2 separate regions of the Homo sapiens genome follow, and region 2 is linked to region 1. Evidence: chromatin contacts called from ENCODE Hi-C or POLR2A ChIA-PET data. All regions are on one chromosome and are shown on one strand. The core of a region is the stretch at or near the end of the contact, and the rest is flanking DNA. Distances in the headings are between cores, read along the strand shown. Region 1 overlaps ABCC4 (ATP binding cassette subfamily C member 4 (PEL blood group)). Region 2 overlaps ABCC4 (ATP binding cassette subfamily C member 4 (PEL blood group)).

Region 1 (3,876 bases), core at 499-2,998:
GGTATCAGAAGCTGAACAGGTAAAAAGGGAAGGCTTGAAAAACATTTTGTCCCACATTCTACCTTTTTATCAATCACCTAATTGTTAAAATAGTTTTCTACCTTATAAACACCCCCAACTGAGAGGTGCCTGGCAGAGGGGAAAATGGAATCTGGAGCTAGGCAGGTATGGCTTTGAACTTGAACTGCAAATGTTCAAGTGAGTCATTTTATCTCTCCAACCCTCCACTTTACCAGCCAGAAGCAACATTCAACTCTTGAAACCACAGTCTTGAACAAATCATTCTTAAATTCTAGAGTTTACTAGTAGGTTATCTCCAAACTGACAGATTAGTAGGTAAAGAGCAACAAAGCCTTCCCAAGAAAGCCCTGTGTTGGTCCCAAGGACCTCACTTCTAACCTGTCATAGAGAAATGATGGAAGAAAAGAGCTGAAAGACAAGGCCCAGGTTGCCAAGTGCCACCCTTCCATTGAAAAATGGCGTACCATCTTTCCTATCTCCGGGGCCTGGTCCATCAGCAGTTTCTTGGTTATCAACTGTAACTACCAGTGGGGGAAAACTAGCAAAATTTGCCATCTGTTTCTCAACTCCCTAAAACATGATACACTCCACTCACTGCAACACACTGAAATCACCTTGTATATTCTCCTACTTTGACCCTATATTTCTGCAAAATTTCTCTAAAATGGATCTTCAGGGAAGCAGGGGACAGTGGGGGGACACCAGAGCAGGACAAGCTGAAGTATAGTAATTATTTTAGGGAAATGTTAGCAATTCTGTACAAACTTTGAATAAAATGAAAATTTTACTTTAAAAAAGCGAGGCTAGCAATATCAGAAAAATAAACAAAATGAGGATAGCAATAGCAAAGGCACTGGGAAATCATGGCAAAAGATTAAAACTTTACACAGCTTTGTGTGTGCATATGTGTGAGCGTGTGAGACAGAGAAAAAAAAATAAGACCTGGTAGGATCTGAATAACTAGGAGCTTGCCTTAGCGCATCTTTTCCTATATAGTGTATACTATTCAATAAAAATCTAGCTCATTACTGCTAACTTAATGTCATTTCCGAAAATGCATCATCTCTCATTAACAATAGTCCAGGATGAAGAAACAGCCCATTAAACAAGCAATGATTTCTCTATCCAAATCGCCAGCAAATACTACTCACCTGATTGACAGACTCTGATATTCCAGCCATTGTTCAAGCAAAATTACTCATTCCTCACAAACCTGGCTGGAAGCCTTCTGCATCACACCTGTGACAGTCTGTGGCGGCCTTTTCCAGACAGCATAAAAGAACAGTAGGATGTCCAGGCCACACTGCACAGGGCCTGGGGAGAGCCCTTTAATGCCATTATTCACTGATTTTTATGGCCCAAAGAAGGTAACATAGTATTTATCAGTATTTACCATTTTTTCTATCTTCTAGAACTTATAGCCCTCTATTAAGTATGCTCAGTTTTCATCAACTATCCACCAGGTTTATGAAAACCTCAGTGTACAATCAAACACTTCATCTTTTCTGAAAACAATCACTCTCTTGGTGAAATGATACACAATGAAAAATAAATTTTAAAACAGTTTCCTTTAAATAATAAATTGCACTGTAAATTTATCCATGTAACCAAAAACCACCCGTACCCCAAAATCTACTGAAACAAATTTTCTTTTTTAAAGGGAGTGGAGAAGGAAACCTGTGGTTTGAGAGGGACCCAAGCAGGAAACATCAGCCAAGTGCACGGTGCAGACATCTTCCGGAGTCTGACGCAAACCAATGGGTAATGAGATACTAAAGCACTGTAATCTCTGCCTAGCCGGTTGATGATAGCAAGAAATTCTGGTGATTTTTTTTCTTGAGTGAGATGTAATTTTTTTTCAAAAGTGTTCTTATCTTCTAGAGATAAGTAATAAGGTATTACAGATAAAATACAATTACAGATAAAATACAATTGAGGCCAAGGGTATGCATCAGAAGAATCTGGGTTGGGGGTGGAGCTAGCAGAGGGCCAGGGGAGAGACGGAGTTGAATTGGCTACAAGTTGATCGCACTTGAACTTGAGCAATGGGTACAGGCAGGTTCAAGACACCCTTCTCTCCACTTTTGCAAATTTTTATAATTGTCCATTTTGAAAAAAAGAAAAGTTAAAAGTAAATAAAACTTCACAAAACCAACCAAACCCCCGAAATTCACCCTGTAAACATCATTTTCGCATCAGACGTAAAAGGACAGAGCGTGTGTGTGTTTATTTACTGGGAGGACCGCCTTAAAGTATTAAATAACATTCAAAGGTCTTTAAAAATTAAAAAAAAGTTAATAAACCTTGTTGTTCAAGTGAACACTAGTATTACTGGACATTCGAGTACATGAAATCCAAAAGTCATCACTCACCTTTTTCAGAGCACAAGCCTTTATGACTTTTTCATATCGTTCCTTTTCGTATTTCTTCCCAAATAAAATATTACTCCTCAGAGTTCCCGAGAACACCCAGGGCTGCTGAGACACATAGGCAATTCTTCCATGCACGCTGACCAGCCCGTGACTTGGGGCCAATTCCCCGAGCACGGCACTTAACAGTGATGACTGAAACAGATTGTAAAAAAGCACATGTTCAGTCAACACTCGAGACAAGAATAAGCCACTGCAATGCAGCCTTGCCCAGCCCTGGGAGCTTGAAAAACACCATTCATTCATTTAAAAGAGCACAGGAAGTTGTGATTAAAAATTGGAAATAACATAATGGTCCACATAAACTAGTAGTTTATAAGGAATATTAACAAAATAGAGTGTAACAATCTACTCTGCCCTAATGAGTTTCCCTAAATGAGTTTCATGCCCCTAAATGAAATGGTACACGGAACAAAGATCAACTAAGAATGTTTACAGCAACAGAGTAGCCAAGCATGACATATATAGTTCATATATCCAATACTGAATGCATTGTTCCTGCATGCGGGTATCTTTTTTGACAAAGAACTAATCCTAGAAATGCTGTATGTAAATAACATATCCTGGCCAGGTGCAGTGGCTCACGCCTGTAATCCCAGCACTTTGGGAGGCCGAGGCGGGTGGATGACTTGAGGCCAGGAGTTCGAGACCAGCCTGGCCAACATGGTGAAACCCCATCTCTACTAAAACTACAAACATTAGCCGGGCATGGTGGCACGCCTGTAATCCCAGCTACTTGGGAGGCTGAGGCATGAGAATCACTTGAACCTAGGGAAATGGAGGTTGCAGTGACTCTAGATCACGCCACTGCACTCCAGCCTGGGTGACAGAGCGAGACCATGTCTCAAAAACTAAATATACATACATACGTGAATAAATGAATGAATAAATAAAAATAAATAATAAATCCTGTGCACTAGGAAGGACTTTTATTTTTAAATACCCAAGAATCGTGTCTCTGAAGAGCAAACTTCAATTGTTAAACCACCCTATTTGTTATACACCTACAACTAGATTTATTGCGTTGCTTTAGAATATATGAGACTAAGTCTGTACGCACGTTTCCTTCACATCTTCTACAATGCACAGACATGACGTGTCTGTGCCCCCCACTATCAGAGCACTTACGACACTGAACTGAAATCACCTGTTTGTATATCTGTCTCACCCCAGATACCAGAAACTTCTGGAGGGCAGTGGCGTCTGGGTCTTGATTACAGGTGTATCTTTTACTCCTAACACAGGACTATACACCTGGCTACAGGTTTATTAAATGTGTGTTCATGTGACTTGGAGAAGTCATATCAAAACATGTTTAAAGCTTTTCAGACAAGCCTTCATAACCTCCAGATGTCTTGTAGCATCTAGGGTCCCCTCTGACAAAAAGAAGTTCCCACTTTCTTAGTCAATCCATCCTGCATAGTGG
Region 2 (3,751 bases), core at 1,173-3,672, 41 kb after region 1:
AGAAAAAGAGACTAACTCTCATAACCGGAGATTTTAACTTCTCTCCCTTCTTCTCTCCCTCTCCCCCACTGTCTGTCTGTCTGTCTGTCTCTCTCTCTCTCACACACACACACACACACACACACACACACACACACACACACACACACAGAGTATATTTGTTTTTATCCAAAGGCATGATTATCTAAATAGCTATCCTAAGGAATCAGCCAAAAATTACTGCAACTTAACGCACTTTAGCAAGGTTTCAGGAAACAAAGCAAAAATACAAAAATCAATTGTATTTCTATATACTAACAACAAACGGTAAGTGAAAATTTAAAATACGATTTATGGCCGGGCACAGTGGCTCACTCCTGTAATCCCAGCACTTTGGGAGGCCAAGGTGGGTGGATCACCTGAGGTCAGGAGTTCGAGACCTGCCTGGCCAACATGGTAAAATCCCGTCTCTACTAAAAATACAAAAATTAGTCGGGTGCAGTGGCATGCATCTGTAATCCCAGCTACTCAGGAGGCTGAGGCAGGGTAATTGCTTGAGCCCAGGAGGCGGAGGTTGCAGTGAGCCAAGATCGTGCCACTGCACTCCAGCTTGGGCAACAGAGCGAGAGTCTGTCTCAAAAAATAAATAAAATAAATAAATAAAATACCATTTATAACAGCACAAATGCTACTTTGAATTATGGCATTCTTTTTTAAATGCTAACAAATATAAAAATATAAAAATATAAAATATAAAAATATAACAAATGATCTTTAAGACCTCTATCCTAATAATTACAAGGAGAGTTAAAGATCTAGGGCTTGGCGTGAGTGGCTCATGCCTGTAATCCCAACACTTTGGCAGGCTGAAACAGGAGAATCAATTGAGCTCAGGAAGATCATCCTGGGCAACATACTGAGACTCCATCTCCACTTAAAAAAAAAAAAAAAAGAAAAAGAAATGTATAAAGATGTAGATAACTGAGGAATAGGTAAATACACTATTTTCTTAGACTGGAAATCTAAATAATGTTAAGATGCCCACTCTTAACATTAATAGTCAGGTGGATAGAATTGCCCTGTTGGAGAATTACTTCTCCAACAGGGCAATTACTTCATCTGGAATTACTTCATCTGGAATTCTAAGACCATGTCTTAGAATTCAAGATGCATAACCCAACAGTTTCCTGTAAAACTTGAAAAGCTGATTCTAAAGTCAATATGAAAATGCAAGAGACTTAGAATAGTCAAAACAATCATAAAAGAAAAACAGGTTGGGTAACTTTCACTATTTGATTTATAAAGCTATAGTAATTAAGATAATTTGCTATGAAGAAAGAATAGATTCTATCCATCTGACTACTAAAGTAAAACAAAGAAAATATAGATCAACAAAACAGAATAGAGGATCCAGAAAAAGATTCACACATAAATGGCCATCTAATCTACATTTTCTCCAACTTAATTCAATGGGGAAAGAGTAGTCTTCAACAAGTTGTTATCAGGAAACTGGCCCTGGGAAGCGAATGTGCTTCTCTTAAGATTTTACAGCTTAGAAAATGACAGCACTGAGATGTGAACTCAGGTCTGACTGCTCTGAGTCCATGATTGCTCTCAGAGTCCACACTCAATCTCTACCCTTGCCAATCTGCCACTAGAGGACTTCATGGAGTCTTCTACAAAGTGCCTGGACACCTGACTCAACACCCGGGCTCTCCTGCATATGAGATTCCCAGACCAGATGGTAGGACACTCGGGCTGATGAACAGCTACCATGCTTGAGGTTTATACCTACAAGTCCGAAGGAGTTATTCACCAATGAGGGGGATTAAACCCGCAACCCATATGCTATCTCTGTGAACTGGAAGGTCTTAGTTATAAAGCATAAAATTAAGCTGAACACATATTTGAGGCCTATTAGTATCACATAGGAGCTTTTAAAATTTCCCTAAAGCAATTAAATCAGAATGTTTAGGGGAAGAGTCCAGACACCAGTGGTATTTTAAAGATTTCCCCTCATGAATACAACAGAGAGCAGTTTGAGGAACCACTGAGCTAAAGCATTTTCTTCCAGTTTGCACCCACACCCCAGTGAAGCAAATACAATTATCAGATGATGGGACGCATCTGACACTCCTAAATCTCCAGCAGCAGAAATTTCCTCTTGGAAAAATCCAAACAAAACAAGTCCTCCCTCCTTAACTTGCTTTCTTAGCTCAAACTCCAAGCTATGGAAAGTTAACTTGGCTCCTCTTAAGCTATTCCCTAGCAAACTAGAAGACTGACAAATTGTCCCTTGATGAGATTAATGTCTCACAAAATGCCCAGGTACAATTCAAGTTCACATCAGAAGTAAAACCAAAAACTGTGGGGGAGAAAAGTTTTTGAAACAAAAATTTTAACGTATTATGGACAATGTAAGAAGCACTACTGGGTCATTCTAATTTTGTCAGAAACTTAGAAAATAACATTAGAAGAGGAAGTCCAACCAAAGTATCACATGTGTCCAGGGAGATAACTTCCACACACACCACACAGTTTCACTTTGACAACACTGTCAAGAGGCTCTCTACGAATCTTCAGAAAGGAAACCGATCTACAGACTAATAGACAAAAGATTAGTTTGAGCCATATGAAATTGCTAGTTTTGTAAAAAGGCCCAAAGGAGTTGAATATATGTAATTTCTTTTTTTTAAAGAAGAGTCTTGTTCTGTCACCCACGCTGGAGTGCGGTGGCACGGATCTCAGCTCACTGCAACCTCCACCTCCTGGGTTCAAGCAATTCTTGTGCCTCAGCCTCCCAAGTAGATGGGATCACAGGCGTGCACCACCATGCCAGGCTAATTTTTGTATTTTTAGTAGAGATGGGGTTTCACCATGTTGGTCAGGCTGGTCTCGAACTCCTGGCCTCAAGTGATCCACCCACCTTGGCCTCCCATAGTGTTGGGATTACAGGTGTGAGCCACTGCACCCGGCCCTGAATATCTGTAATTTCATACTATTCAGTCTAAATATAAAGCAATATACAGTCTACAGTGAAATAAAAATAGCTTTAAATAAAAACAAAAGTTCTGTTTTAAAACTAAGACCACAACACTGTATGGCTCAGTTGCTGACAAAATTTGCTATCAATTGTCTGTCCACATCCACTGAGAAAACCCAGAGGGAGACGGGGTGGGAAGACTGGGATGCAGCCAGAGAGCTACAGGTGGCTGCAATCTTCTCACCATCAGCGCATGACGGTGCATTTATTTTTTTTACTTCAGGTTCTACTTATTGCATAGGGCGGCAGACATGACTTGGGAAGGGTGCACAAGCCCAGCCTCTCTGTGCATTATGGGAGGGCACCTTCCACTTCCTACTCAGTCTGTGGTAGAGGAGGCTGTCTGCTGCTCTGACCACTGACCTAAAAATATACCTGCCCTGCAGCAATGCCAAGAAAAGAGAAGGAAAAGATCAAGGCCAGGCGCAGTGGCTCACACCTGTAATCCCAGCACTTTGAGAGGTCAATGTAGGCGCATTACCTGAGGTTTGGAGTTCGCGACCAGCCTGGCCAACATGGTGAAATGCCGTCTCTACTAAAAATACAAAAATGCACCACCATGCCTGTAATCCCAGCTACTTGGGAAGCTGAGGCATGGGAATCACTTGAACCCGGGAGGCGGAGGTTGCAGTGAACTAAGATCATGCCACTGTGCTCTAGCCTGGGCGACAGAGCAAGACTCTGTCTTGAAAAAAAAAAAAAAGCCAGGAGTGGTGGCTCACACCTGTA

The links. Hi-C counts contacts between places; a loop is a spot of excess contacts on that map. ChIA-PET counts read pairs that join two places held with the same protein, here RNA polymerase II (POLR2A). Pooled maps may share reads with other maps.
Region 2: a map of natural killer cell shows a loop between it and region 1 (15-fold over the local background). The contact joins two enhancer-like sites. A Hi-C loop is called at or near these places in 1 of 168 maps with a recorded cell type or tissue (natural killer cell), 7 of 37 single-sample maps with no recorded cell type and 5 of 50 pooled maps. POLR2A ChIA-PET finds 5 or more read pairs at or near these places in 4 of 52 experiments (AG04450, GM12878, WTC11 and 1 more).

The regions. Positions count from the first base shown.
Region 1 is chr13:95,184,308-95,188,183 of GRCh38, forward strand. ABCC4 (ATP binding cassette subfamily C member 4 (PEL blood group)) reads right to left here. Exons shown (of 31, transcript NM_005845.5): 11 at 2,394-2,585. Among named protein-coding and RNA genes, the nearest start is that of SNORD13G, 24 kb to the right of the region's middle. Within about 2 kb of position 1,749, at least 2 of the 41 ENCODE cell types and tissues checked have a DNase peak (open chromatin) inside an H3K27ac peak, as active enhancers do.
Region 2 is chr13:95,225,054-95,228,804 of GRCh38, forward strand. The region is part of intron 4 of ABCC4 (ATP binding cassette subfamily C member 4 (PEL blood group)); the gene reads right to left. Among named protein-coding and RNA genes, the nearest start is that of SNORD13G, 17 kb to the left of the region's middle. RefSeq lists a silencer at 1,542-1,836. Within about 2 kb of position 2,423, at least 5 of the 41 ENCODE cell types and tissues checked have a DNase peak (open chromatin) inside an H3K27ac peak, as active enhancers do.